2 separate regions of the Homo sapiens genome follow, and region 2 is linked to region 1. The links are chromatin loops, found by intact Hi-C in ENCODE. Cell type or tissue: heart left ventricle. All regions are shown on one strand. Links, peaks and the distances in the headings refer to the core of each region. The heading gives the core; the rest is flanking DNA.

Region 1 (17,683 bases), core at 9,210-11,709:
ATACATACATTGGGTCCTTTTCTACATTTCCAGTGAGTTAAGCCATAATTGTGGTTTACTGAAGAACGTGAGCTTTGAAGTCAGACTTGAGGTTGAACTTTAGCTCCAACACTTACGAGTCATGGGACCTAGGGAAATGTACTTATTAACCACAAGCCTGTTTTCCTCATGGGGAAAAATTATATATACCTTTTATGACTGTTGTTAAGAATTAGAAAAACAGTATGTAAAACCCCTGATAAGGCTATTTCTCCCACAGGCTTGCTCCACTTATCGGGCTCACCAAATACAGCTGCAGTATGAATTCCATCTTCTACACAACAGTAAACCAGAATGTTCATGTTCACAGCGTTCATCTCCCATCCTGTTGTCTAACGCACATGGTTTTTTTAAACTTTTCTAAGATTGCATGAGATTCTGCAACACAACTGATTATAAAAACACTTGAAGTTTTTACCTTTTTTTTTACTTTCCAACTCTCGTGAATGTACAGAGGACTTTCCAGAAGCTACATGATGTGTGATATTTCAGCTGATGAAATGTAGATGTATAGGTAATCGGTCAGAGTGGTGGGAGAAACTGTTGGGAAAGGAGCAGGCCTTCTGAAAGGTCGGAAGGCTTCAGGGGAGAATAAGCTGAACGCAGCTGTTCTCTGACCTTGAGGCAGAGGGCAAGGAGTAGGTACAAGGACGTGTAGGAGAATTTATCTTAAATAGGCTTGTTCACTTGTGTTGTCCAGAAACGACTTTTGATCATCAGCGCGCATGACTGCTCCCTGAAAGGAAGAACAATAATGTTAATTACCCGCAGACTGTGTTTGCTCCAGGCTTTCGGCATTATGTCTGTACTGAATAAAAGCAAGCAGCTCCAGCTGTTCGAGGCTGCTCTCTTCTTCAGCCATTAGTGCCGGGCAGCCCACTAGCTGCTGTTACACTGCATATCTGTGTCTGAGTACTCCTTTCTTCAGTTGCTTGGCCAGGGTCTGTGGGACAGACCCAGCAGCTGGTGCCCTGTGTGAGGAACGCTGCAATGGATCGCGACGGAACCCTCGAAAACGAAGGTGAAGAGACTGCGCAGTAAGCCAGTAATTGGAATTGGAGCCCTCTTGGGATTTCCAAGTTCGAGGGAATTTTCAAGCTAGGGTTTCACATTGGGACAACACTTACTCAACAGAAACAGCATATAAAAGTATTGAAACAACTGCTTAAAGCTGGTGGAGCCTCAGTTTGAGGCCCAATTAAGGGACCTAATGCAAACTCTTGTTTTCCATAACCCATAGTTCCCAGAAGAAGGCACGTTAGACCTAGAGCTCTGGGAGCAAGTGGGAAGAAATCTTAAACGACATCATGCACAAGGGCAATGGGGTCCCAGTAACATCTTTAACATTATGGGCCTTAGTTAGGGCTGCTTGGGAGGAAGAACCATCATCTACCTTACTGCCTCCGCCTCCTCCCCCAGCCCCACCGTTACCGGGTAAAGGTGCCACAGAGGAGACAGAGGTTTTCCCTGAGCCCCCTCCCCCAATAAACTGGAAAAAGGACAAGGGATACACTACAGTTATGGGACCCTGTCTTAAGCAAGCGGCATTAGAAGGGGAGCTCTTGGTCTGCCTGGTAATGCAAGATCAACAAGGCAATCGGGTACATGAACCCATTACTTTCAACACTTACAAAGAGATAAGAAAAAGCATTAGAGAAAATGGAGCCGCTAGCCCGTTTATGAAAGGATTAATTGAGGCCATGGCAGACAACTTCCATATGACCCCATGGGACTGGTCAGTGCTAACTAAAACAACTTTAGAGGCAAGTCAATACCTCCTCTAGAGGGCAGAATTTGATGAATTATGTGCAGCAGACCGCTTTACGCAAAGCCAGAACACGAGCTGTAACTACTGCGCCTGTCAAACCTGGCACTGCACACATCTGTACTCTTCAATCAACAAAACCTGATGCAAAAAAAAGGGGGAGATGTAGATCAGTCAGAGTGGTGGGAGAAACTGTAGGGAAAGGAGCAGGCCTTCTGGAAGGCCGGAAGGCTCTACATAGCTTCCGGGGGAGAATAAGCTGAAGGCAGCTGTTTTCTGACCTTGAAGAGGGCAAGGAGTAGGTACAAGGACGTGTAGGGGAATTTATCTTAAATAGGCTTGTTCACTTGTGTTGTCCAGAAACCGACCTTTGATCATCCGCATGCATTACTGCTCCCTGAAAGGGGGGACAGTAATGTTAATTACCCACAGACTGTGTTTGCTCCAGGCTTTCGGCATTATGTCTGTACTGAATAAAAGCAAGCAGCTCCAGCTGTTCAAGGCTGCTCTCTTCTTCGGCCACTAGTGCTGGGCAGCCCCCTAGCTGCTGTTACACTGCTTATCTGTGTCTGAGTACTCCTTTCATCCGTTGCTCGACTAGGGTCTGTGGGACAGACCCGGCATAGATGAAAATTCAGCTGTCTGCTATTAAGCCAGACACTAAAGCAAGTTGTGAAATGTGAAACAATGCCACTCTGCTCACTAAATTATTGTTTGGTAAAATATAGTAATTTTTACCATATTATTTAAATAACATTTTAAAAATGTTATTGATGTTAACATGCATCAAGGGTCAAAGGGTCCTGAAACCAAACACTTTGGAGGACAGCTGCTTTATCCTGTGGCTGAAAACTATAAAGCAAGATTCCTTTAAGTAAATGTGGTGTATGCATCAATCTCTCCATCTTTGGTGTGCTTTCAATCCAAGTATCCCCTTTCTTCCTTTTGCAAGAAAGAAACTAAGAATGTAAGCAGTTACTTCCTGGCTTCAGTCCCACAAAAAGCTACAATTTTTCTAAGCAGTGATCTGGAACCAGTTTAACTGGACTCTTGCTATTAAGATAGCTCTTAATGATGTTTCATTTTGTTTTCTATCTTTCACACAGAGCTTACTCACATAGCATATTGGTATATCAAAATGAAATGCAAGGAACCAAAAATAACATAATTGAAGGCAGTAAAAGTGAAATTAAATAGGAAGATCATCAGTCAAGGAAGACCCACTGGAGAGTAAGTATGCAAGTTGTTAATAATTAATTGGGTTACAAAGGGAAAAACAGAGACTGGGTCAGTGAAACGAAATCATGGTTTGTTTCCCTGAGGCCCTGCTAATACCTCCAAACTGGGCCAGATCGTAAAGCAAGATACCTTGAAAAGGACTTTCATGTTAACTTTTCAGGTTGCATATGAGTTCATTCACAAGTAGTTTAAAGAATCATGCAGGAAAAGGACCAGATCTTGTAAATCTCTTGAGTCCCTGTATTTTGTGAACATTTTTCTAGAGAAAATTCAGGTAGCTTATCAAAGGATTTCTGTCTTGTTCAGGGAGTTGTTTTAAAAAACAAAATATTGGAATTTTGAACACTTATAGTGGTTTACAGGGTAATTGGGGTAGAGTACATAAAATTGGTGTCGTCTAAGAAAGCTCTGATTGGTTTCCATGATCGTGGTATTCAGGAACTATCGTAAATTGGCCAAAATCTTGTTTTCCAGTTTCTTCCTTTCGCTTTTTATTGCCTCAAGTTGCCTGTCTTCCCCGCTCTTATTTTTCTTCTAGCTTTATGATTCTCTTACATGTTCCATGTCGGACTTGTCTTCTTTATTCCAGTCATCTTCTGAAGAGGTTCTTGGTTCCTGCCTTGGTGGCTGTAGCTGATTCTCTTTCTCCTCTGTGGACCTTCCTCATCCCCTAGGAGACACAAGCGTCCTCCTCCAGGTCCTCCTCCTCCCTACTTTTGTCATCTTCCAGGTGCCTCCACCTGTCAAGAGTCAATGATGAAACGGGAACTTGGAAAACATCCCTTGGATGTTGCCTACCTGGCTTTTCTTTTTGCGACAGAGTGTCAATCTGGCACCCAGGCTGGAATGCAGTGGCATGACTTGGCTCACCACAGCCTTGACCTCCTGGGCTTAGGTGATCCTCCCACCTCTGCCTCCCAAGTAGCTGGAACTATAGGCCCCCACCACCACACCCGAGTAATTTTTGTATTTTTTGTAGAGACTAGGTTTCACCATGTTGCCCAGGCTGGTCTTGAACTTCTGAGCTCAAGTGATCTACCCACCTTGGCCTCCCAATGTGCTAGGATTACAGGCATGAGCCACGGCCCCCAGCCTGACTTGGCTTTCCTTACTTAATTTAGAACAGGAGTTATAAAAGTTAAAATCATGTGAGACAGATGATTCTATTCTTTTATCCTAAAGTTACATTTTTGAAAAATGGGTCTTTATGAATCCACAAAATTTCCTCACCCTCATTTTAAACCAACATTGGTTGTTTAAAACTAAGCCTTTTTTGTTTTCATTTTTGGCACAAGGGGGACTTCATATGGTCTTACTCATCTTGGCTTCTTTATCCAAGCAACACCACTTGTAAGACCAATGGCATTTGTCAAGTTGGCAGCTACATTTCTGTGCCCTTGTATATCAAATCTGGAATGCAACTTTTTTGGATAAGATCAAATTAAACTGTACTATGTTTAAATACAGGGGAAAAAAACTTGAGTGTGGGAAGTACTTGTTTGATTGGGTCTTTTATAGTTATGAAAATAGATTTTGTATTATTGCCTTTACACATATATACGTTTGTATAAGTAGATTATTTGTATACCTTAATAAGTTATCTTATGACAGATTTATGGCCATGAGAGTAATGGTTCAATCTGTCATCAAAACTGATAGCCCTCTCTCACAGTGATTTATTTTTATTTTAGGTTCAGGGGTACATGTGCAGGTTTGTTATAAACTCATATCAGGGTGGTTTTCTGCACAGATTATTTTGTCACCCAGGTACTAAGTCTAGTACCTAATAGTTATTGTTTCTGCTTCTCTCCCTCCTCCCACCCTCCTCCCTCAAGTAGACCCCAGTGTCCACTGTCCCCTTCTTTGTGTCCATGTGTTCTCATCATTTAGCTCCCACTTATAAGTGAAAACATGCGGTATTTGGTTTTCTGTTCCTGCGTTAGTTTGCTAAGGATGATGGACTCCAACTCCATCCATGTTCCTGTGAAAGACATGATCTCTTGTTTTACGCTGCATAGTATTCCATGGTATATATGTACCACATTTTCTTTATCCAATCTGTCACTGACAGGTATTTGGGTTGATTCCATGTTTTTACTATTGTCACACTGATTTATCTTCAGACAAAATTATTTAATCATCAGTGACCTATTTTTAGGCAAATTTAATTTTTTCAGTTTTCAGACTCAAAACTCCATTTTTTTCCTTAAAGTTTGGGAAAAAGAAAGTATACTACTACTGTATTGGTAACTTGATATGTACCTTTTTAGCCTTTTCCTATGCATGTATTTCTTACATGACATGTTGCTGCATAATTTTGTAACCTGCATTTCACTTAACATACTGTGAAAATTTATCATGACATTATTTTTTTAACATGTACCAAATTCACAAGGCTTAAAATTTAACAAATGAAGGTAGAGTGAAAAGTATGAAAACTAAGTCTTCCTCCTATCCTGAGAAACATTTTTAATGGCTGCATATCATAAAGATGACCATATCCAGGGTGAGCATCCCTAATCCAAAATCTGGAATCTGAAATGCTCTAAAATCCAAAACTTTCTGAGCACTGACCTGATGCTCAAATGAAAGTGTGGGTTTTTGGATTAGGGATGCATTCAAGATCCAAAACACTTCTGGTTCCAAGCATTTCTGATAAGGGATACTCAACCTGTGTTTCGTTTCTTTCTTGTTTTTTTCTTTTTTCGAGACAGGGTCTTGCTCTGTCACCCAGGCTGGAGTGCAGTGGCACAATCATGGCTCACTGCAGCCTTGACCTCCCAGGCTCAAGCGATCCTCTCACCTCAGCCTCTTGAGTGGCTGGAACCACAGGTGTGCATCACCATGCCCAGGTAATTTTTTTTTTTTTTTGGTAGAGGCAGCTCCCTATGTTGCTCAGGCTGGTCTCCAACTCCTGGGCTCAAGCCATCCTCCTGCCTTGGCCTCTCAAAATGCTGGGATTTCAGGCAAGAGCCACCACACCCAGCCAACCTGTGTTGTTTTGAACCAATCTCCAGTTGTTCACATTTGTGATTGACTGGGTTTGTTGTTCTTGTCATTTTTGGGGTTTTTTTTTTTTTTGGTTTTTGTTTTTGTTTTTTTGCTATTTATAAATACTGCGATTGAGTAGTATTGTAGAAATAAGTTAAGTTTGGGTCAACTGATTTTTTTTAAGGATGTGTTTCTTGAATCTCCTACCTTTCCTTTCAGTCCTTTCCTGATTCTTCTTCTGACTTCTTTCATCATCTTTTTCCTGCTTCCAAAATGTATGTATCACTGAAGCCTCAACTCCTATTCCTTTGCCTTTACCTACCGCTTCCTAATGTTCTCATGTATCCATACTGAGTCCCTGTTCCTTCCCTGTATTCTCGTCTCTCCACATGCCATACCTGAAAGATCATATCCAGAAGATAAACACTTTTCTTTCTTTCCTTTACCTATGTTCTCATTATTTTTAGCTGAAACCACCTGTTTTCAGAGCTTCAGGAAAAGACTTAATCTGAAGGATCCTGCAGCTAAAAAGCTTTGAAAACTGTGTTAAGGGGCCCCATAAGCATCGCTTCTAAACTTCACTGACAAAAGGGACTGGGGTCATGCTGTCTGGAGTCAGAGTGAGGTGGGGTTAAAAGCTCTATGTGGTTGTTTTGCATATTACTATCAAGCTTCTATTTTAGGCATGAGTTTTGGCCCTGGTAGATAAAACCATTTCTCTATCTAAAAGTTATTAAAACCTGTACTTATATATAGAAGTTAGTAATTTATATATAACATTTTGGTTTAAAAATCTCTGAGTTCTGGACCATCTGGGTCTCAAAAAAATGACCAGAGTATACACATTAATTTTGTTCTGTATTCTATTAAGTATTATGTGACATATAATTCTTATTCATATATTTATTTGGGGAAATGATTGAATTAGGCTTTTAAGAATAGTGGTGCTTGCTTTGTAAAGTTTCAAAATAGGTAACATTAAGGTTTTCTTTTCACTTTTTTTGCAGGGACAGAAAATGAAGCAGTGTTTTATCATGTGTATTTCAGCAGGTCTTCTTGAAATTTAACTAAAAATATGACTGCTCTCTCTTCAGAGAACTGCTCTTTTCAGTACCAGTTACGTCAAACAAACCAGCCCCTAGATGTTAACTATCTGCTATTCTTGATCATACTTGGGAAAATATTATTAAATATCCTTACACTAGGAATGAGAAGAAAAAACACCTGTCAAAATTTTATGGAATATTTTTGCATTTCACTAGCATTCGTTGATCTTTTACTTTTGGTAAACATTTCCATTATATTGTATTTCAGGGATTTTGTACTTTTAAGCATTAGGTTCACTAAATACCACATCTGCCTATTTACTCAAATTATTTCCTTTACTTATGGCTTTTTGCATTATCCAGTTTTCCTGACAGCTTGTATAGATTATTGCCTGAATTTCTCTAAAACAACCAAGCTTTCATTTAAGTGTCAAAAATTATTTTATTTCTTTACAGTAATTTTAATTTGGATTTCAGTCCTTGCTTATGTTTTGGGAGACCCAGCCATCTACCAAAGCCTGAAGGCACAGAATGCTTATTCTCGTCACTGTCCTTTCTATGTCAGCATTCAGAGTTACTGGCTGTCATTTTTCATGGTGATGATTTTATTTGTAGCTTTCATAACCTGTTGGGAAGAAGTTACTACTTTGGTACAGGCTATCAGGATAACTTCCTATATGAATGAAACTATCTTATATTTTCCTTTTTCATCCCACTCCAGTTATACTGTGAGATCTAAAAAAATATTCTTATCCAAGCTCATTGTCTGTTTTCTCAGTACCTGGTTACCATTTGTACTACTTCAGGTAATCATTGTTTTACTTAAAGTTCAGATTCCAGCATATATTGAGATGAATATTCCCTGGTTATACTTTGTCAATAGTTTTCTCATTGCTACAGTGTATTGGTTTAATTGTCACAAGCTTAATTTAAAAGACATTGGATTACCTTTGGATCCATTTGTCAACTGGAAGTGCTGCTTCATTCCACTTACAATTCCTAATCTTGAGCAAATTGAAAAGCCTATATCAATAATGATTTGTTAATATTATTAATTAAAAGTTACAGCTGTCATAAGATCATAATTTTATGAACAGAAAGAACTCAGGACATATTAAAAAATAAACTGAACTAAAACAACTTTTGCCCCCTGACTGATAGCATTTCAGAATGTGTCTTTTGAAGGGCTATGATACCAGTTATTAAATAGTGTTTTATTTTAAAAACAAAATAATTCCAAGAAGTTTTTATAGTTATTCAGGGACACTATATTACAAATATTACTTTGTTATTAACACAAAAAGTGATAAGAGTTAACATTTGGCTATACTGATGTTTGTGTTACTCAAAAAAACTACTGGATGCAAACTGTTATGTAAATCTGAGATTTCACTGACAACTTTAAGATATCAACCTAAACATTTTTATTAAATGTTCAAATGAAAGCAAGAAAGTAAAAATTGTTCTTAAAATGATTTGGCATAAAGTTCAATGTAAGAGGAAGAAGAAGATTACCTCATTTTAAATGTAGCTAATTAATTTTAAAAAGTATATCTCTGTTTTTAATGCAAATATTCCTGGAAGAAGAGGGTTTTGGTTGCTCACCTTATGGAACTGGGAGCAGTGACTAGGTCCCTTTCGATGATTCAGCAGATTCGTTTTCATATTATAAAACTTGTATGTCATCACATACTTGCATATCACATCATAATCACGTTAGCAATGATGTATCACACGTAAAAGTAGAATTTCTCATCCTCGGCACGCTTGACATTTGGGGTTGGTTAATTTTTTGTTGTGGGGCAGTTTAGCAGGATCCCTGCTCTCTGCCCACTGACTGATTGGTGGCACCTCCATGCCCAGTAGACACAATAAAAAATGTCTCCAGACATTGCCAAATCTCCCCCGGTGGATAGGCAGAGTTGCTTCACTGGAGTAAAACAATATGAGTGGCAGGATCATCATCTTACATTACTTTAGGAATTAAGCTACATAGATATTTTTTATCACCATTTAAAAATACTATATTGCATAAATCTAAACCTAGCTTTTCCTAAATTGGTGGCTTTTGATTTTTTTTGATATTTATAGTAAGATATATTTTTTAACATCATGACCTATAGACTTGTATGTACGTTTATGTGTACATACAAGTAACATACTTACCCTTACATAACATGTATAACATGTACATGTACATACAAGTATAACAATACTTACCCTTACATATCATGCAAATATGTTTTTTAGTGTCATTTTTTAAATGCTGGTTTTTATCCACTAAATTGAGTTGATGATCCACAAATGGATTACTTTCTGTTATTTGAAAAAATGTCCTAAAACAAGCGCTATGGAACACTAATAATGGCAAAAAGATTTAAGAAATGTGTCCTGTGTGCCAGGTACCGTCTTAAGTGTTTGTTTTACATGCAGCAACTGATTTAATCCTTATAGCAACTCTGACAGGAACTATTATCCCCTTCTTACAGATGAGGAAATTTAAACATTGAAAGTAAGAAACTCACTATGATACAACTAGACAGACATTGGGGAAGCTGGGATGCAAACCCAGAATTCTGGTCCACAGTTCTTGCTCTTTACCACTGTATTACATTGCCTTTCATTGGTGCCACTGACTTCTCAAAAAGAAAAGAATGGTTTCAGAGTCAAATGTGAAGAATGTTGTTTCTTAATTATTATTATTTATTTTTCACTTGAAAATGTACAACGCCCATGAACACCTTAAGGCTTTATAGTGCTATAATGAAGAAGAAGAAAACCATTTACTTGAGCACACAAGTCTCTTTAATTAGCTAAAATTAATTAATTAAGCATCTATAAAGACAAGTTGGGAAATGCTCCTGGAGAGTCAGTCAAGAATTCTTTGAGTAGCAGGTAATACAAACTCAACCTGAGCCATTCTAAGAACAAGCTGGATATTGGCAAGAACTTACTTAGTAAACTACTAGGAGAATCTCTCTGAGTTGTCGGTTTCCATTTTGTGTCCACAAAGTGGGTGTTCTGGCTGCCAGCAGCTCAGGGCTTTCATAATTAATTACACTTACTTAAAGCATCTCCTAACTTCTTCAAATATACAGTCCCGGGGAATGACTGTTCAACCTGACTTCAATCATATGTCCACCTCTCTATGATCAGATCTGTTAACAGAAGACATGGCAGGGAAGAGAAATAATAACCAATATAATGGGTGGTACAATGTTAAAATATATATATACTTGAGAAAATAATAAATAATAGGAATAAAAATCACATTCTATAAAAACCAAATGCATATAGACAGCCAACTATATCGAAAGTTTAGGACAAATAATCCTATGTTCAAGACAACATCAGGGTGTGTTTAAACAGTTTAGAACTCTTCTTAAACCCGGCCCCCTCTTTCCTTCTATTACTTTTTCCTCTAAATATATTGCCTTCTAGTTGTTGGCCAAATATGGGACTGAAATATGTTTAAATATATTGAAATTAATCAGTAAAGACTTGCTTACACTCTTTGCAGATTTTAAATCAGGAGATTTTTAAAACCATTTCAAACCTCACTAAGCTTTTTGTTTTGTTTACACAGAGGATTCCCCATGTCTCATAAGCTTAAAGAAAAAAAAATTATTCAATAGACCAGTCAAATGGAAGAGGCTTTTATTTGTAAAGAAATGAACTTACAACTGATCTACAATATATTATTGTAATATAAACAATATAAATAAATGATCCTGTAGGCCCACTAATCTTCCATCCAGACCCACATGAAGCAATGTTACAACAATATTCTATATGAAAATGTGCAGGTAACAAAGGTGCAATTACAAGCAAGTTAAGCAGCAGAGTATAAGGTGCTTTAATTTAATAGTTAATGTTGCCATCAACAAACATTTAAATGCTCAATTTACTTCACTGAATACAGACACAACAAATATGAAAATCTAAATTCATACACATGCTACTTAATATGAAAGTGCTTTCTCTTTTTTAAAAAAATACACCAAATGGACACTTTTTACATAGATCAAATGTGCTCTTACAATGCAAAATTAACCTTCATTTTCAGGTTATACATTTTAAAACTGTAGCTATCAACACCAATCTAGGAACTCTAATGCTAAGAGTGCTAAAAACTATTTCATTTCTTGTAAGGAGGACTCTAATACAATATCCAATGTAAAGAATACATCTATATATAATCTTAACATGTTTTCTGTAAAGATAAAAAATGTTTTCTTTCCCCTTGGTGATCTTTGTTCATCCTGGGTGGATCATCTTTTGAGGTTTTAATAATATGAAAGTCCTATTTTAGAACAATGGGAGGAACCAAAAGGGGAATTAAAAAATTGGTTAACGTGTGCTTGAAGCATCCAAAAAACACCAGTTTATCACAACAATTGGTCTTTGCTAAAATTAACAAAATTTTAATAAGCAAGACGACAAAAAGTACTAATTTAAAAGGCTTGAAATGCCTGCCACCATTGTCAGTATCCATCCATCCAACCTTCATTTACTACAAGCACAATACTACTTTGAGGATAGTTTTTGGAACTTATTTTGACTTTTTTCCCTATAGGAAAAACAAAGACCAAGCTTTTGAAGGAGAGGACTGGGAATCTAGTTTAAATGTCTACATCCAAAATTATATCATCTTTGCGCATTCAGTTGACTTTTTAAAATTTAAGAATACATATACAAAAAGTACTTATGGAATACATATTTTAACAGCATAACATATTTGAAGAATTAGTTACACTTTAAAAATTAAAACACTTGAAAAGTATTTTTTAAACCAGTACCATGGAATAACTTTTTGAAACCCAGATTATCTGGCTACTTAGATGATAGTCTTCCTGTTTTCAATTAGTTTGAAAGATTCTAATATAGATTCTAACCCAACAGTTTATATGGATATTTTCCTGCTTTAAAAAGCTGCAACAGGCTAGGCGCAGTGGCTCATGCCTATAATCCCGGCACTTTGGGAGGCTGAGGTGGGCGGATCACTTGAGGTCAGGAGTTCGAGTCCAGCCTGGCCAACATGGTGAAACCCCATCTCTACTAAAAATACAAAAAACTGGCCAGGCATAGTGGTGCATGCCAGTAATCCCAGCTACTTGGGAGGCCAAGGTGGGAGAATCTATTGAACCTGGGAGGTGGAGGTTGCATTGAGCCAAGATCACACCGCTGCACTCAAGCCTGGGTGACAGTGAGACTCTGTCTCAAAACAAACAAAACAAAAAAGCTAAAACAATGATAAACTATTTTTAATAGATATTTTCATTCTATATCTTTATGGAGAATGTCAGTATCAACTGATGTTAACAAGTAAAGCTTTGTCAACAGGAATTACAATGTGATTCACAGATCCCAGAATGACAAGGAAGGGACCTTAACCCAATAAATGATTCTCCCATTCAATGTTTACCCCCTAGATACTTAACAATTCAAGCATGGAACTGTTTCATGTTTACCCGTTCTACATTTAAAGGATGCCCTTTTACTATATATGTGCTTTCTAGAATATTACTGATTCTTACATATCTTTAAAAGTTGGATATTTGTAATAGCTTAAAGTACAGTAACACTTATTTTGTGTAATCTTTCTTAATTTAAAAACAAAAAATAAATGAACAAGTCAGTTCCAATGATCTCCTTTGAGATTTTTCAGTTTTAGAAAGTTGCTACACTGTCGGACAGGTGTGGTGGCTCATGCCTGTAATCCCAGCACTTAGGGAGGCCAAGGCAGGTGGATCACTTGAGGTCAAGAGTTCGAGACTAGCCTGGCCAACATGGTGAAGCCCCGTCTCTACTAAAAATACAAAAATTAGCCAGGTGTGGCGGCGGGCACCTGTAATTCCAGCTACTTGGAAGGCTGAGGCAAGACAATCGCTTCAACCCGGGAGGTGGAGGTTGCAGTGAGCTGAGATCGCACCACTGCACACCAGCCTGGGCAACAGAGCGAACCCATCTCAAAAAAAAAAAAAAGAAAAAAAAAAAAAAAGAAAGAAAGTTGCTCACTGTCAATACTGGGTAAAAAGCTCTTATATCAACACCAGCTTTTTTTTTGTTCTGCCACATGCCTTGTATAGCAACAACTCTGGAATAGAGTCAAGTGTCAAAATAATGTTGTGAAATACGGGCTGTCTCAACCTGTAAGTCCTTAATGTTAAGTCTCCTAAATTTTGTAACTTAATCAGGTATGGGGCCAACTGATGTTTAGTATGTGAAATGTGTTATAAAAATTATGATATGATTCACTCAGACCCCTTAGATGTCATCTAGCCTAACCCTTTACCCAATGTATACAAATATTCCCTCCCAGTTCCAAGTTTATTAAGATTCCCTCTCAGTATATTAAGTAGTAATGATTATGTTCATATTTATTTAAGCCACAATGAATTTTGGGGGGAAGATTTTACTTACTACTAGTTCCTCATGTCATGTTCACCAAACACTGCACATGTAAGTGTTCAAATAGTTTGCTAAATGAATTTAAGTACATGAATGACAATATTCATATGTGTTCATATATTCAGTGGTTAACCAATAAGGAGCATTTAGGAAAATGTCATCATTTGCTTGTTATGTATGAATTTTCTATTTTAATCCTTAGGAGAACAAAGACTGTAGGTGACCCAAGAAATGGATGCTTATTAAGTATAAAATGAACCCTTAAAAAAGGAAAGAGAATAAAGTAGGAATAACCCCATTACACAGCCTAGAATCATAGTTTTAGAGCTGGGAGGTACCTTAAAGATGAATTAAACCAAAATCAACTTTTGAGTAGTACAGGCACCATACTGCATATCTGGAAGCTGTTAAAACAGCTGAGTAATTGCCCAACATGTCACACACAGCTAACCCACTGAAATAAAACCCCAGTCTCCAGACCAGTGTGTTAATCCTCATTCATCATCATCTTAATTCATTATTTACTACTGAAATAGATTATTTACTGATTATTTAATACTACCCAAAACAAAAAATACTTTTAAGAGAAGCATTCTAAATAAAGATTTAAACACTAGACACTTCTGGTTTACTTTAGGCAAGACTAAAAAATTCTTTCTAAAACAGGTTGATGTTTAACTTCACTAATGACTAGACACCCCACCACTCTCTCATAAACACCAACTTTTTCACCACCATCACTTAAAGCTCCACAAAGCTTGGATTTAACACTGATAATATTCCATGAAATATAACTTTTAAGCCAATAAGTGATGGTGACTATCAATCCTTAAGATGATTACTGGAGTAAATTTAAACAGGTGCTCTAAAAGAACTTACTACCTTACTCTTATATTTAATTAACACCTTGCCATGTTAGTATAACAGTGTTTTCAAATTATGTTGTTTTCAAAACTGAAATTCATTCATTACTCTGCTTTTTTTAAACAACAAATTTTGTTTTCTTTCTATGGATTCATACTGAACACCACCAGTATCACTGAGAGGACTAGTACTTGTAAAAAGCAGTAGAAACAAAAATATTTTTCAAAAGTATAAAGCTAGCTAGAACCTCACTATGTTGTACCTCTAACATTTCCGATTAAAATTGTCATCTTTAAGTAAAATTAAATGTCAACAAACTATAAAAGGGAAAAAATAAAACATCTGGAAAACATTTCCCAAATGTTCCCATAAACATGACACTTGGAAGGGGTGTGTGCATGTGTCTGAGTAGAAAAGCTGATCTTCAGAGCTGAAAAGGAGGGCAGAGATTCTCCCTTAATGTATGTTTTCTAAATTGAAAGTTTAGAAAAAGCCATATTCTCTGGAATGTGATGGTAATAATTATATTTGTATTATTTGTATTAATGCTTTACAACTTTCAAAAAAAAGCTTTCTCATAGTACAATTTTAAAACGGATTAGGTTCTAAAAACTAATATGTAAAACTTTGAAAATTCTTAAAAATTTAGGAAATTCTTTTTCCAAAGAAGGTAATCTAATTTTAAATTTATTTGAAGAAAGCTTATATAACTACTGTGAACAAAACTATATGATACATTTTATGAACTTCTAATAAAAGAGGACGTATCTTCCCAAATAATTTTTTGTTTTGTTTTTTTGAGATGGAGTCTCGCTCTGTCACCCAGGCTGGAGTGCAGGGGTGTGATCTTGGCTCACTGCAACCTCCACCACCTGGGTTCAAGCAATTCTCCTGTCTCAGCCTCCCAAGTAGCTGGAATTACAGGTGCATGCCACCACACCCAGCTAATTTTTGTGTTTTTAGTAGAGATAGGGTTTCACCATATTGGTCAGGCTGGTCTCGAACTCCTGACCTCAGGTGATCTACCCACCTCAGCCTCCCAAAGTGCTGGGATTACAGGTGTGAGCCACCATGCCCAGCCCCAAATAATTTCTTTTAAGATATACAGCTTAACAAGTTGAAATTTTAGTAAGATTGCATATTTACTTTTCCTAATACTGTATTTGTGCTTATCTAAAGTGGATCACAATCTTTGAGATGAAATTAAATGCTCCAAGTAGATTTGTAAAATACCAATATTGATGAATGTGGGTAAACAGTTCATTTCATGATCCACACTGCTGTGAACCAAAGAAGCAGAGGTAGGCTTGTGTTTACTGAAATCCAGACTAGGAAAGAGAAACCTATAGCTCTTCTTTTCCCAATTCTTAGACTGAGACACAACCTAGCAAATAAAATACTATCTTAAAATGCCTCTCTTTATAACAATCTACAGAGGTGATTCAACTGTGATATCTGAAAATGGAAACTCTGTAATTCTGGCAACTCAATTACAACAACCTTTGAATTTTTGACAAATATTCTCCAACTGTAATAAAAGGTTCTCACCTTTTTCAGAAATCAAAAATCACTAACTTCTACATCACTGGAACTATTAATATCCATGCTCCCAAGCATGGAGACAGTGGGTATAGAGAGTGAAAGAATGAGTCTGATTACAGGTAAATCTTGACATATAAAAACTATAACCTATTTACTGCTATAACTGGCATCTAACAAAACGCATTATTTTGAACTATGGATGAAAGCCATATCTATCCTAAATATCTTCTATCCTCTTGGGTCTAGAATGCTTTGTTCCTCCTACTTGTCTCCTCCTCTACTTCCCTATCCTTCCCCCTAGAAAACCTTCCTTAGGGCCCAGCTAGTTACATATGTAGTACACAAGATAGAGATTGAGCAATCATTTTGCATAGATGCGCCAGTTTCCACTGCCCAAAGGTTGCTCTGGAACATGACTGTCAGGTATCAGAAAGTCCTGCCCCAGCTGCCTCCCTTCCTAAAGTTAGCCCCCATACGAAATCCTCTCTAAGGATTCTGAGACAAAGATCTCTCCAAGAAAGAAGTTTTCATGGTTTTCTTGGAGCTAGAGGCCTTAGAGAGGTAGTGAGATGAGGCCCTTTCATGCCATTAGCTAATGCTCAATGCCAGTAGGCTGCATGTGTTCCTGCAATCCACCAAGGTGAAAACCACAAACTATAACCAGGCTGTTCTGGCTGAAAATACATCTTTAAAACATTTTAACAGTGTGTCCAGTCAGTTTCATCCACTGGATATGGCTGTCAGGTCAGCATCACTCACATACATCTATAATAGTGTATTCTTTCAAAAATTGTTTATACACACTTAATATAGGCATATAGCCTAAGACTATATTGCCTCCCTACCATACTTGTGCCATTGTGGTACCAAAAGCCTGAAGATGTACATAATGTACTTTAAGACATTTAACTGAACAAGTCAGTGGGAGACAGGGCACTATAACACATTTCAATTCAATCTAAGACTTGTATTTGTGAATAGATGTCTCATTATAATTTTATACTTGATACATGAAGATAAGCTACGTCAAAAATTATTCAAAGGCATGATCACAATAATACTTGTTTCATAGTTCTAAGTATTTTGATACACCAGGAAACAAAAATCAACTGGGATCCCTAATGAAAGAAAATTATTTCTTCTAAGTAAAACATGAATTTCACTTCAAAAGTGCAGAAATGTGCTCAGTGTTGAAGTAGGCTAAGCTAACAAGGATGATGGCCTCCTCCTCTGACTCTTCCCATGCTCAAGCTTTTGCATTACCATTTCTCTCCTCCCATTCCACCTTGTCTACTCCTAGGTGACTGCTCTTAAAACACACCTTTTAAAAAGTTCTGTTTAGAGCATTCAACAGCAAAGTAACAGGACCATCAGGGAAATAATATGCTACTTAAAAAGTGACAGGAGGATTTGGGACAACACTCTATCTCATACTATATTGACTACTCAAAGCTGCATAGCTGTGTCTTACACATGCCTACACAAGGCTTGATGAATATTAATGTCATATAAAAAATAATTTTTACAAATCAGCTCTCTTAGTTGTTTAACTTCCCCAGGAACACAAGGCTTAAAGCAAAATTTCAAACTTATGCTTTTTATCCCAATGGGACAAAGAGTGCAACACTGCAAGGAAGTCAGAAAATGCAAACTTAGGTAGCAAAAGTAGGAAGAACCTCCATGTTCCCTTTCTGTTTGTCATTATCTCTCCCCAGTCAAAATCCTAAAACTATTAGTAGTAGTATGAAAGGATATGAAAACAATTTACTCTCCCCACCTATATCAT
Region 2 (14,685 bases), core at 10,672-13,171, 290 kb before region 1:
ATTTGTTTTCAGTTCCAACAGTTAACATTTTCTTAATAACAAAGCTAGTACTGTTGATGAAATCTTATATGACTTATGCAACCAAAACACTATTTTCTTCTAAATATAAATTTTATTGTTCCTTTAGGTGAGAAGCCATACAAATGTGAATTGTGTGATAAAGGATTTGCTCAGAAATGTCAGCTAGTCTTCCATAGTCGCATGCATCATGGTGAAGAAAAACCCTATAAATGTGATGTATGCAACTTACAGTTTGCAACTTCTAGCAATCTCAAGATTCATGCAAGGTAAAAAACCAAATGAGTTGTTTGATCTTTTAGTCTTTTAATCACCATAGTCTTATGAATAGACTATTATATTAGAATTCAGGACAGTAGAATTGTAATTGTGGTTCCACCAAACAATGTTAACACGTTCAAGGAACCACAAGGAAGCCACAGTGGTTGATAGGAAATAAGCAGGGGGTGGGGACTACTAGGAAATAAGGTCAGACTCGTCCAGAAGTAAGATCAGAATGGTCCAGAATGCAGCTTAAGAGGATCATTCTGACTGGTATAGGATTATAAGAGTGGAATCAGGGTAAACAGGAATCTATAGATAAAACCCAAGCAAGGGTGATGGTGGTTCAGGCCAGGGTGGCAGCAGTGAAAGAAATAAGTAGTAGTAGATTCTGGATATATTTTAAAGTTAGAAATAATAGAATTTGCAAACAGATTGTATGTGAAGTCTGGAAGAGAGTCAAAGATGATTCTGAGGTTTTGGGCCTGAACCCCTATAAAGATGGAGCTGCCATTAACTGAGATAGAGAAGGTTTGTGGGTAGAACAGTTTAAGTGGAAGTGCAGGAATTTACGAGTACAGTTCTGTGTGTGTTAAATTTGAGATGACTTAACACTTCTGAATAGAGGTGTGCAATAGATAATTGGTTATCTAAGTCTGCAGTTCAGGGGACTGGTTTGAGCTGAAGATAACAGTTTGGCAATCATTAGCGTTTGGCAGTCATCAGCATATGACAGTATTTAAAGCTGTAACCCTGGCTAAGGTCACCAAGAGAGTGAATGTGGACAGAAGAAATCAAAAGACGGCCCTGAGGCACTCTAACTTTATGAGTTCTGAGAGATGGGTGAGAACCAGCAGAGGTAACTAGGAAGGAGCAGCCAGTAGAGGAGGAAAACCAGGAAAGAGGGCTGCCCTGGAATCCCAAGTGAAGGAAGTTATTCCAGATGGGAGTGGTCAATTGTAAAATTCTGTGATAGGGAGATGAAGACTGAGAACTGACGTGGATTTAGTAAAGTGGGAAGTCAGCAGTGCTCTTGACAAAAGTATCATTAGTAGAGGCCAGTAGAGAAGAAATGGAAGTAGATAGAACACTTGGAGTCTCAAGGTTTTGGTAAAGGGGAGCAGAGAATGGAGGAGCAAGTAAGGTCAAGGGTCTTTGTTTTGTTTTTGGTTTTTTTTTAATATGGGAGACATCAGTATATTTGTATACCATAATCCAATGGAGTGAGAAACATGGATGATGTAGGACTGGGGAAACTGCAGAAGTGATATCATTAAGTAGGATCTCAAGTATACAAATTGGAATTGATGGATTCAGATGAACTGTCACCCTCATGTCATATGAATTTTTCTCAGTGAAATAGGAAGCAGGGATGTCACCTGAGAGTTACAATGGGCAAGGAGATGCTGATGGTTTGAGGAGAGAGTTCACAAGTCAAAGAGTGACTAGACTCATGAAAATAATTGCCTGCAGTATTAGGGGCCCACTGACAACCATATAAAGATCATGGAAAAACTTTTTGAACTGATCTCAGAACTAATGTTTTGATAATAAGAAATATTTGTTTTTGGCAGTGTTTACACTGAAACAACTACTGATTTTAAATACATAGTCTTGGCCTGTTAAGATGACATGAAATAAAATCTATAAAAAACTTTATGAATTCTTGCTATATAGACTGACCTCCAAATTGTTTTACTTATTTAACTTTATTTACTAACAGGAAGCATAGTGGAGAGAAGCCATATGTCTGTGATAGGTGTGGACAGAGATTTGCTCAAGCCAGCACACTGACCTATCATGTCCGTAGGCATACTGGAGAAAAGCCTTATGTATGTGATACCTGTGGGAAGGCATTTGCTGTCTCTAGTTCTCTTATCACTCATTCTCGAAAACATACAGGTAAGTTTGACAGGGAGAGACTGCTTAAAATAAAGTTATAAATAAAAGAAAAAGGGGACTTGGGCCTTTTAGCGAAGTAGATCGGAAACTTTGTAGTTAGATATCTGTTTATATTTCTATAAGCTATGTTTATGATTTTTGCACATATTTGTTAAATATAAAAGCTGACTTATTTTCTAGAATAATACAAGGTGGGTGAAATAAATTATATAACTTACACATTAAAATCAGTGAGATAATTTTGATATTATATAAACTTGCATTGAGATGCATTTTGTGACTTTATAAAAACCTTTTCAGCTTCCTAAAGGGTCATCTCCTATAGTTAGGGTTGGGGAGTGGGTTTGGGTTGAACATGGATTTTTAAACTTCTTAGGACCTTTCCTACACAGATATTCTGGGATTTTCAAATAAGGTAATTCAGATGCAAAATAGCAGTTTGGAAACAAATTGCTTTTTTAGGGTACATTTTTTAAAAGACTTCCCTACATACTTTTATTCTCCTTTATTAATATAGTAGATAGCAAGAATAGAAATGTGGGTTTATGAATTGACATGTTCTTAATCATATAAAAATCAAATTCCTTGCCCAAATCATCTCTATTAGAAGGGACATTTTGAGGAATAAAGTTTTAATATATGAAAACTTATGAACAGTATACAATAATTACTAATATTCATTTACTTGGATCACTGAAAATACCTCTAAAGTACAATATAGAGAGATTTTAATTTAAATAATATTCCAGAAAAGCTTACTTTAGATTATTTGTAATTGATAAATATTATATTGGTATAGTACACCACTTCGCTATCTTTTATTTTCCATCTAGGTGAAAAACCATACATATGTGGTATTTGTGGGAAAAGTTTTATTTCCTCAGGAGAGCTCAACAAACACTTTCGGTCCCATACAGGTCTGTGTTTAGGGAGAACGTATTATTTTTTGTTCTCTCTTAATTTCTTTTTATGTAAACCTTGACTTTTAAGCCATTATGGACTATATGGTATTTAGTCATACTGTACCTATAGCAATATCTTAATGTATAAATATCAACTTATTTGCTTATTTTGTTTTTTTTTTAGTTGTTTGGAGTATGAATTAAATTTGTTAAAGAATTGTGTTGGTTTTCCAAGAAATATGCCAGATAATCAATAGTTTTTAAATGATTTGGATTAAATTGCACAGATATACCAAGAAATGAAAAGGAATAGGTAATACCAAGATAACATCAGATTTTCTTACTAAACAGTGTTTAGTATGCAATTTTTAGGAACAAATTTTAATTTTGACATGCTTATTGTAAAAAGTAGTTTGTAAATTGTATAAAGAAAATATTGAATGTAAAAAATTTTAAAACAAAGGAAAATGCCACTTTGAAAGAGTACTGTTCTGACATTCTCTTTTTAAAAATTCCTTCTCATAATTCCTACCTAGAATAATGTGAGTACTTAATAGAGATTTAGTAAGTTTTTGGTGACTTTATATTCTGACGCGCTTTAGTTTACACCATAAAGCACTGAACAGTTATTTCCAAAGAAGTGTAATATTGTAGCATGCTGTCAGTATTTTTAAGGATTTTCTAATTTGCCAGGTACCTGAGAGCAGAAACCATGATTATTACACTTATTTTCTCCCAGCTGTATCTCTTAGCCAGTGTCTGGCATATAACTGACACTCACTAAATGTTTCATAGAAATACAAGAGTAGGCTTTTGTTTGTTTTAGTTTGCAGATACATTTCTGTTTATGAAAATGCTCAAGTTTTCTTGAGATACAGATTTTTTGTATAAAGGAGTGTCTAGGTTGTATAGAATCTTTCATTTCACTATATTATAACCAGGTGATTAAAGTGACAATTTGAAACCAAATTTAAACACTATAATAATTTTTGCCTTGTGTTCATAAACATTGATATTTTTGTCTTAGCTAGCAGCTTTTAAAATATTGAAATTTAAACTTCTAATTTGTTTTTCAGGAGAAAGACCATTTATCTGCGAATTATGTGGAAATTCTTACACAGATATTAAAAATTTAAAGAAGCACAAAACAAAAGTCCATTCTGGTAAATGCTTGTGTTTTGTTTGCTTGTTTGTTTGTTTTAATTTGGTGCTCATATTAGTGCTATTCCTTAAAATGCTGAGATGAGATTTACATTTAAGCAGTTTAAATTAGATGTCTATTTCAAAAACTAGGTATATACATGTGAGGAAAGTAGCTTTTTTGCAGAAACATTCACTCTGGATTTTTCATATTGAATCTCTTATTTAAAAAAAAAAAAAAAAAACTTGAAACATTTCCTCCTTTGAAAACCTGACTTAATAACAGTCCCAAGCATGAAGGAACATATAAGCAAGCTATGTGTCACTGTTTCCCATACTGGAGTCTGGATAACTCAGGGTTTACTATGGTTATTATGAAAAAAAAGGGGGGGGGGGTGGTGTTATCATGAACACTAGTCCAGAAATGTTTAAGAGGAAATAGGGAAACAGGTAGCCCTACATTGTTATAATATATAAAAATGGAAAGCCAAACAACAAGTTTTGAGTCTATTGGTTAAAGTGAATTCTTGAAAAAGTTTCCCTGTGCTTACCATTTTATTCCGTCATTATTCGACATGACACTAGGCCCTTCTGGTGTGTAAATACTTAAACATCGTAAGTATTAAGTTAGAAACATCTAAAAACTGCAGTAAGTCATTAATTTAACCACTTGTTAAATTTCTGTAAAGTGTACTTTCAGGGAATATGAAGTTAAACAAGGCATAGTTCTGGTACTCAAAGCACTTACAACCTGGTGTGCGAGACCAGAAACCTAAATAAATAATTAAATAAACTAAATAAATAGGGAAAATGTAGGGCATAATCGACACAAAAGTGCTAAAGAAGATACTATGTTTTTCTGAGGTAAGTACTAAAAAAAACTTAATTTTAACTTGAAGGATGGAGAAGAGTTCAAAGATGGAGATGGGAAGAGAGGATTCATTCCGGGCAGAGAACACTGTAGAGAGTCAGTGGGACAAGAAGGAAACCTTAGCTAGTTGAAGTGAAGAGTAGTTTGGGAAGAATACAGATAATTACAATTTTACGAAAGCAGTTTTGTCTGCGTGACAAGGACGGTGAAACCAAAATCATGTCAACACTTTAGAGTAACGGAAGCATGTTAAAGCCATTGGAAAATTTGAAGGCAAAAGTACATCTTTAGTCAGTGTGCTGATTGCTCCCTTGAGTAGAGCAGAATTTCTCACCTCTGAAAATATATGAAAGTGCCATACATACTGTTCTGAACTCACAGAATAATATGAACAACTTATTAAAAACATTCAGTGAATGAAAAGAGTATTTCTTATCACTGTTTAATATTTTGAGGGAGTTAAAGAAGTATAACGACATTTACTCTCAAAGAATTTACAGTCTGGTTGAGGATTCAAGGCATACCTGAGTAGAATGTTAAATGGCAATAAGAGAGATAGATGCCACAAGGCAGTATATGAAAATTGACAAATGTGTGATTAAGCCGATATAACAGCTCACCCTGTTTCATTCTTAATCAAGTCCATTTTTTTAAATGGAGTTGGTGCTTGAACTTAACCTTGAGGCCCAGATTGAATTTACATAGATAGTGAGGAGGGCATATGTACAAAAGAGAAACCGCTTGAGTAAAGGTATGGTGGTTGGAATGTAATTTCTGGGAATGGTAAGTACATTAGTCTACCTCAGGGGTTTAGTTTTGTTTTAAAGATAATGTAGATTTTTTTTTCCTTCCATTCTAGGTGCAGATAAAACTCTAGACTCCAGTGCAGAGGATCATACTTTGAGTGAACAGGATTCCATACAAAAAAGTCCTTTATCAGAAACTATGGATGTGAAGCCTTCTGATATGACTTTACCATTAGCTCTTCCACTTGGGACTGAGGACCATCACATGCTTCTGCCTGTCACGGATACTCAGTCTCCTACATCAGATACATTGTTGAGGTCAACTGTGAATGGGTATTCAGAACCACAGTTGATTTTTTTACAACAATTATACTGACTTTGTAAGGAATATGGAATTGCTAAGATATCATTGGTAGCAAACATCTCTGGTAAGGTGCATATATTCATATTAAATTCCCATTCATTTGAGTTGTGACCATTATTTTTCATTCACTGAAGTAAAAGCACCTGATGCTGCATCACAACTGCAATGTTTGTTTTTATTTTTGGCTTTATGTCTATACTCCACAGAGAGCTTTTTAAGTAATGAATTATGTAGCACTATTTTGGGTGGATGAGTTTTATTTTCTTTTAAAGCTGCCTTAATTCCATTTTTATTTTGCATTTTAGAATTGCCCTTCATTTACTAAATCAGCCAGTTAATGTGATTCAGTTGTGACCTGTGGGATTTTAAAATTTTCCTGCCCTCATAATTTAAGCAAAATCCACGATAGTATCAGCCCAAGAGTGTGTTGCTATTTGTAAGCCCCATGGATCAATACATAAACTATGCATAAAAATAAAATTTCATATTTTCGCTCGTAAAAATTTAGGCGCTGAATAAGAATTGTGCTATTTCTCTATTAATATATTGTTAGAAATAACTTTTCTAATGAAACAAAAATGTTTCTCAAAATCTAGAAAAGTGCATATAAATTTTTGTTCATTTAGAACTGAGTATTCTGGAGAAAACCAATGGTCAGCACTTTTGGTTTGAGTTATCTGAGATTGTATTTTCAAAATGAATTTTAAGTAGATATTTGGTGTTTTTATCTTGTCAAAGACAGTTTCAAAATTTGATTCAGTTTATGTTTTATTCCGTTCTAAAATATTGGAGATGAGGAAAATGTACTTGAGTTTTGAAATATTTTGGTAAGCCTCTCTTACTCCTGTTATGCACTTTTTAAAATAAATACTGAATTCCAGAAAGAATTTTCTAGATATAAACTTAATGCATACTAGAAATCACTTGGCTTCTAAATTTGGTACATTATATTGCATAAAGAGTTAAGAAATTAACCTCAATTATAAGTAAACATTTTGAGTTACCAGAAAGCCAACTATAGTTAAATATTTTATATCTGAGTTTTCTATAAGTTTGGGGTTTGTTAATTTTATAAATTAAACCACAACTTTTGGTGGTGGTTGTAGTTTCACAATGGTCCTTTTCCTTCCAAATGAATGTAGAAAATTCGTTATTATCCTGATATTTGCACCACTCATCCCCATGCCACTTTTCCCACATATTAATTTATTTCACTGCCTGATCTTTGGATATGAAATTATGAGTTCCACAAAGTCAATTTTTATAGTGCCAATCAAACAGCATGGTGATATTCTTTTTCTTTTTTTTTCCCCCCACAAGGCTGTTGTTCAGTGTGAGATGACATCATTTCTTATTTCTGCCATGCTGTGGCTTTTTTGTGTTCTGCTTTTAAACTACACCTGTAGTACAGTTAATATGTTTTTTATTGGTATTGATTTCTTTAATTCATTAATTTTCTCTATTTGGGACCCAAGTCATAAGAACCAATTAGAGGACATAATAAAAACACTTAATGCTTGTAGTCTGTAGAGATCTTCACCATTTCACAGCACACACATTATTTTCATAATAAATTGCCACTGGTGGGACATGGGACTGACTTATTTGAATAGAGTTTGAAATACCACCTTTGTATGATGCAAACAATATTTGATTATTTTATCTAAGAAATCTATGCATGTGTATCAAGTTAAAATAGTGGGTTTAAATACAATTTACAAAGCATTAGAATGTTACCTAATCTCTTCTGGGTTAAATGTGATAGGAATGTATTGGAATGTGAAGAAATTATAGAAAATTAAAAGACTCAGCCTCTTTAGGAAGTTTGCTAAAATGGAGAGGTTATGTTTAATTTATTTATATCTTCGTTAATCCAAGCATCTAATGAACAAAAAACTGCTACAGTGACGTCATAATTCTATAAGGGCAATAGTTGCCAAATTTCCTCTGGTATTATTAGCATTCTGCCTTTGCATAGATTAGCCTTCAAATTTATTATTTTTAGTATTATTTGATACGATTGAAGTGGCTAAGATTGATTGAGCTTTTCTTGATCACATTTTCTGCTTCTTAGCTAAAGTAATTTTATTTAAATTGACATGGCTTGAGTTGTCATCATTTTCTGCTCTTCTAGAATGATGTGTAGAGAAAACTTGAAGATACTATCCCTTCTTTGGCATTCTTCTCTTAATGCTATGCTATTATTTATCATAATATGCATATATTTAGTTGTATCTGGTATCATTCTAACACTCATAACTACCATTTTAGTTAAGTCCAACTTTATATTTGTTACAATGCAGTGTTTTGGGAAAGGTCTATTAGTAATTATTTAAGTATTACATATTTTTATGGAAGTCTTTAGAAGGTGAAGATCTTACTGAGAAACTATTTTCTAAATAAATTTAATTTTCTTTTGTATTTGTATCAGATCATGCCTACTGTATGTTAGATTTTAGACTATTTTAAAAGAAACCGTAGATTATATAAAAATTTTTTTGCTGTTTTTAAATGGCATTTGTCTTATGTTTAATTTCACAGGATGATTTTGATAGACAAATTTTAGAAAACCTTTTTTCAAAGGTAATGGTTCTATCAGTTTCATTCCAACAGTAGCTAATTTCTGTGTTTCAGTCCTACAGAAATTGTGTGAGTAGTTGAAATAATGTACATGTACTAGTTTTTTTAAGTATTCTAAATAGTTCTAACATTTAATGCATATCAGAAACATGCTTAAGAAATAACAATATCCAGGCCCACCCCACCTATTGAATCAGACAGTTCCCAGGGCATATATATGCTGGGGAAGCCCCATAGGTGATTTTAATGTATACCAAACATGTAGAGTCTCACTCTGTTGCCCAGGCTGGAGTGCAATGACGTGATCTCAGCTAACTGCAACCTCTGCCTCCTGGATTCAAGCAATTCTCCGGCCTCAGCCTCCTGAGTAGCTGGTACTACAGGTGCGCGCCACCACACCTGACTAATTTTTGTTAGAGATGGGGTTTCATTCTGTTGGCCAGGCTGGTCTCGAACTCCTGACCTCAGGTGATCTGCCCACCTCAGCCTCCCAAAGTGCTGGGATTATAGGCATGAGCCACTGCGCCCAACCATGAACTACTATCTTAAACATTTCCTGATGTTCTACCTTTGGGAAGCAGTTTAAAATGATGCTCTTGAATATAATTTTCAATATTTTACCTGGAAATTTTGAGTACCTAGAACTTTTTTTTTCTTATTATTATTATACTTTAAGTTCTAGGGTACATGTGCACAGCATGCAGGTTTGTTACATATGTATACATGTGCCATGTTGCTGTGCTGCACCCATTAACTCGTCATTTACATTAGGTATTCCTCCTAATGCTATCCTTCCCCTCTCCCCCCAACTACCTAGAACTTGACTAGAAATACCATCAAGTAAAATTCTTTAAATTCTACATTTTTACTCGTTATTTATGGGCAATATTGATATGTACTTATTACAGCATTAATTTTTTGAGATAATAATTATAGTCTACTCTTCTGTCCTCTGCAACTCCTGCCTCCATTCATTCAAAAGAGGTTTGCTGTACAGAGACTCCTTGACTTATGGGTTTATCATAAGTCAAAGAGTATACTGAATATGTATTAGTTTCACACATTGTAAAGTCAAGAAATCATAAGTCAGGGACCATCTGTATTTGTTTAAGAAATTAGATAATTACCATGTAAACACAGTATTTAATTTCATGAAGAATTTACTAAAATAAACACCATGGATGTGAACATCCACATATTTGGATAACAGTATCTGGCCAGTGTTTCAAATGCTGGGAAAAAAATTCAAATCAGAATGCATAAAGCTGCAAAGATGATAAACTACCCTTAAGTTTACAGTCAAATGGAGATGCCAAGCATAAATATAACTTGCAATAAGACAAGCCAAGATGTTGAGTGTTATAGTAGGGGAAGGCAAGAAAGGAACTGCTGAGCAGTCAACAGGAGTAGAATGGACAGAGAAACAGCCATTGCTTACCTGGATAGGCAAACGAGGAGATGGCTGATGGAAGAATTTGCACATAGCTGATGAAGAGGGAACTAGGCAGAATGGAGAGAAAGCATTAAGTGGAGAGGAGATAGAGGTCAGAGGCATCTCCAGTACTACACCTATACCATCTTGAAATAGTCCTCTACCCATATCCTGTGCTGAAGGAGTGAGATTAGATAGCCAGGTTTGTAACCTATGTCCTCACGTGCCAACCACAGTTGCGTGCTAGAGGGTGGGGATTAGACAGCCACATAGGTAACACATGATTCCATACTGGTGACCACAGCAACAAGACACTTCACCAGGGAAAAACAATTCATAGGCTAGACTGAGCTGGTAAGATTCTTTCTCACAAATTTGAGCTATGAAATTCTGAGACAATCAGATAATGATATACGTATAAATGAAAAGATCATTTTAGAACTGGCCTTGAAGTCAGTGAAGCAAGCTAAAGTCTAAAGGAAATGATGAGTAAGCAGAGAAAGCTGATCTATAGAGCAAAGTTAGGGAATGAAACAGGTTTGCAGAGCCAAGAGACTGCCCTAGAGAGATCAGAAAAGTGGCCTTAGTTTCTGGCTCTGCAGTCCTACTGAGGTGATGCAGCCATGATTCATTTTCTGCCCCTGGATGCCATTGATTGTGGCTGTTGTATCCTTATGTTAAATCCCCCTTTTCTTAAACAGGCTGAGTCACTTTCTTTTCCTTGTAATCAGGCAGCCCCAAATTGGACACCTAAGCTTTGATCCTTGGTGATTGAGAGGATAGTGATACCATTGACATCAAGATAAGTCAAGGAGCATGTTTAGAGAAGGGAAGCAATTTTGATGTACCGAATTTGACTGGTGGTGAGATATGTAGGAAATTTCTGGTAGTGGTTGGAAATGGGGCCTGAACCAGGAGATGTTAAAACTAGAGATACAGATCTTGCAGCTAATAATTTATAGAAATGATTAAGGCAGCCCTGGGAGATGGTATAGGAGAAAAAAAGATGAGGACAGAATTTGGGGGAAAATTCATTTAAAGGATAAGCAAAGACGGAAAAGAAGATGGAAAGTGATAGCAGAAAGGAAGAAAACCAAGGTGGCACACATTTTTCAGAGGCAAAAGTGGCTTTGTAGCAGTCACATGGTACAGAGAAGTAGGATGTAAATCTGAGACAACATTGGGCTGGATAATTGGAGCATGATGATCCTTTAGAAGGCAGGTACAGTATAATAGTGGGAGCAGAAACCAGATGGATATGGTTGTAGTAGATATTAAGAAGACATGATGAATGATAATACTATAGAAAAGTTTGAAAAGGAGAACGTTTAAGACAAATGATCATTATTTTCCCAAATATCTGAAAAGCACATACTGCTTTATTTTTTGCTTTCAAATTTGAAACATTGTAAAATGATGAGTATAATATGATCTGCAACAGTGTAAGGTGAAGCAGTCTTTGAACTGGGTCTTAAAGGATGATTGCTAAGAGAAAAATGAAACAATACATACAATATGATTGCAGATTTGCTCTTTATAATTTAGATGTGCAGAGAAAATGAGAGTTTTCCTATGGAACTTATATGTCCTTCCTCTTGAGCCCATACCCAGTGGTAAGTCTGGAAAAAATTAACTTTTAGTTTTAGCCAGTTTAAAACCTAGTCTGATATAAAGGGGATAGAATTTATATCTTAAGGGATTTTAAGGTAATGCTTAATCTTTTGGAGAAATGCTGTTTTATTTCTGCCTTTTGTCTTTCTAAAATGGTGTCCAGACATATCATACAAGACAGGGGCATCAGGGTAGACAGAGTCTTTGTGGAGCCCTTCCATTCTCTGGGTTAATTATACTGACCTCTGTTGTGGCAGGCAGCAGCTTATAAAATAAGTAACAAGTCTTTCCTAGTCTGGTCAGAGTCCAGTTGTCCTTGGCTGAACTGACTTCATCTCAGTTCTTTTGGATGCGGAAAACTCTCTGAGGCCCTATCACCTGCAACTCTGCCTCAAGCAGCAGTGTAGGTCAGGTTACAGGTTTACCACCTGCACCCCACTGTAAGCTCAAGGTAAGCCTACTTGCTTCTCCTTCAGCCATCTTCTGAATCTCCCTTTGGGGGAATATGGGAACTTGTGGGTCTCTTCTATAGCACACAGGAAGAGACAGTAGCCTGGGAAATCAAACTCTTTCCAGAATCTGGTAGACATCCTACTACCCAGCATGTGAGGAATACTACAAAGCAATGAAAAGTGAACAGACTACTGCTACATGAAACAACATAAATGAATCATACTAATATAATGTTGAACAAAAGAAGCCAGACACAAAGAGAGTGTATACTGTATGCTTCCATTTATATAAAGGTCAAGAACAGGCAAAACTACTCTGTGGGGTTAGAAGTCAGGATAGTGGTTATGAGAGGAGAGTGGGAGAGCTGGCAGCACTGGCTTGTTGGGAAAGGGGTATGTATATGTTTATATATATTTGCCTGTATTTATGAAATTGTTAGTAACACCTGTCTGTAACACGTAAATAGGATAGGTAGAATACTTTTTCAACTTCTGAACTTTGAAACCCTTTGAAAGTCACTGGTAATTTTCTACCACAAACCTTTTTATTAATACTACTTAATAACTTTCAGTTAGATACCTACAATGACCTTTACTTGTACGCTATTTCACTACTTGGTTATATTTTCATTATAAAAAGAAATTTAGTCTAGTTCCTTGGTCTCTTTCTCCAGGGTTAGAATTTTAGTCTCTATATTGTAAAATTTCTTTTAAAAAATTACCCTACTCAGTTTTTCACAATAGACAGTTATACAAAGTTTAATACAGTCATTATCTTTTACACATTTGAAAAAAGTAACTTGTTTTAATTTATAAAAGAAAATAGGCTATAGAATATTAATCTCTGTGAAACAATAAGACAAGTGTATGAAAATTATTTTACAGCTACTTTTTCATGGCTGTTGACCTACTGGAACAAGAGCAAAACCTGCATTAGATGAGTGGTCATAAGATTCTCCATAAGTTGATGTCCAATAATAATGCTTTTTAAGGCCATTGGAGACTTCTGCAAGATATACACGTCCATCTACCACAAATGGCTCCACATCTGTATTGTCTGGTTTTAGACAACCCATTTGAATTAAGTCTGAATATGCCTAGGATTTTTAGGAAAAAAACTATATCATTAAGAAAAAATGTATTCAATTTACAGTGCTTACGGAAATTTAAATATTCAAATTAGCTGTGCTAATTTGTAGTTTAAAATAAAATATTCTGAATAACATTGCTGAATTTTAATATTTTCCAGGTATTGTAAATAGATTTTTATTCATTTAATTACACAGAATGAAATTATAATATTGCAAAACTTATTTCTAACTTTTAATGTATTAGACATGTTTTGTCATTTTGTGACTCCTAGAGTTGATTTTCTATACTACCAATTTTGTGGACCAAAGCTCCTATGGTCAAAATTTTCAAGTCCCACAGATGTTCATAAATTGGAATAGGTAGGGGGGCTCGGTAGGAGGCCTATTGTATACATTCTCAAAAATCTGCTGATAGCTAGTTACCCATTCCTCAGAAAAATTAAGGGAATCCCAGATTTGGACATACAATTATATAGAGTTCATGACCCCCCTGAATCTAATCTACAGATTTAGGCTAAAACAGACAATTCCATAGTATTGGATGCGGACCTATTAATTATTTCTTCATTGTAGAATTTTTATACTTTTTTTTTTTTTTTGAGACAGAGTCTTGCTCTGTCGCCAAGCTGGAGTGCAGTGGCACGATCTCGGCTCACTGCAACCCCTGCCTCCTGGGTTCAAGAGATTCTCCTGCCTCAGCCTCCCGAATAGCTGGGACTACAGGCCCAGCGCACCACCACACCCAGCTAATTTTTGTACTTTTAGTAGAGATGGGGTTTCACCATGTTGGCCAGGATGGTCTCAATCTCTTGACCTCGTGATCCCCCCGCCTTAGCCTCCCAAAGTGCTGGGATTACAGGCATGAGCCACGATCCTTAGTATCTATGTAACAGAGTCATACAAATACGTTGAACTGGTTTGTCAGTAAGGTTGGCAATATGGAGAAAGATGGAAATTTAGACATTAAAAGATTTAAAAGTCAAGTTGGTTTTTGCTTTAGCTTGTCATTCATCATTAGTTCCAGTTCCAGACTCAACTTATTCAGCTACTGATGTGTAGAACCTAAAGAATTATGGATGTTTTTCTAAAAGTAAGGGTTGGTTTTTTTGGGAGGGTGGTTTAGACAACACTCTATGTTTTATTACTCTTTTTAGTGGTGGAATTTTTGTTAGTCCTTTTGCAAATTTTGAGAATTTTAACATCTACTTTTTCCCCCTCGTTCTTTCCAAATGAAAACTGTTACCATTATTTCTGTTTTGAAAGTAGTATCAAAGGCTGTCTGTATTTATGTGAGCAACATGCCAAATATTTTGAT

The links. Peaks named below come from ENCODE experiments on the same cell type or tissue, not always from the same donor. Only the 100,000 strongest peaks of a DNase experiment are listed, where the experiment ranks them.
Region 2: it touches region 1 in a loop (5-fold over the local background); 4 of 110 quality-filtered maps call a loop at or near these places.

The regions. Positions count from the first base shown.
Region 1 is chr3:170,076,864-170,094,546 of GRCh38, forward strand. It overlaps PHC3 (polyhomeotic homolog 3), which reads right to left. Exons shown (of 15, transcript NM_024947.4): 15 at 10,721-17,683. GPR160 (G protein-coupled receptor 160) reads left to right here. Exons shown (of 4, transcript NM_014373.3): 3 at 2,911-3,034; 4 at 7,042-8,529. The coding sequence starts at 7,110. The coding sequence ends at 8,126. It overlaps LOC124909456 (a long non-coding RNA gene), which reads right to left and starts at 3,907. Exons shown (of 2, transcript XR_007096157.1): 1 at 3,599-3,907; 2 at 1-775. RefSeq lists a silencer at 13,825-14,025. In heart left ventricle, for the core only: no CTCF peak of the experiment used is centred there; no DNase peak of the experiment used is centred there.
Region 2 is chr3:169,780,463-169,795,147 of GRCh38, forward strand. LRRC34 (leucine rich repeat containing 34) reads right to left here. Exons shown (of 11, transcript NM_001172779.2): 11 at 12,541-13,376. The coding sequence ends at 13,173. MYNN (myoneurin) reads left to right here. Exons shown (of 8, transcript NM_018657.5): 4 at 128-287; 5 at 2,003-2,181; 6 at 3,015-3,098; 7 at 4,160-4,246; 8 at 5,954-9,254. The coding sequence ends at 6,216. Among named protein-coding and RNA genes, the nearest start is that of MYNN, 14 kb to the left of the region's middle. RefSeq lists an enhancer at 13,823-13,967 and a cis regulatory region at 13,895. In heart left ventricle, for the core only: no CTCF peak of the experiment used is centred there; no DNase peak of the experiment used is centred there.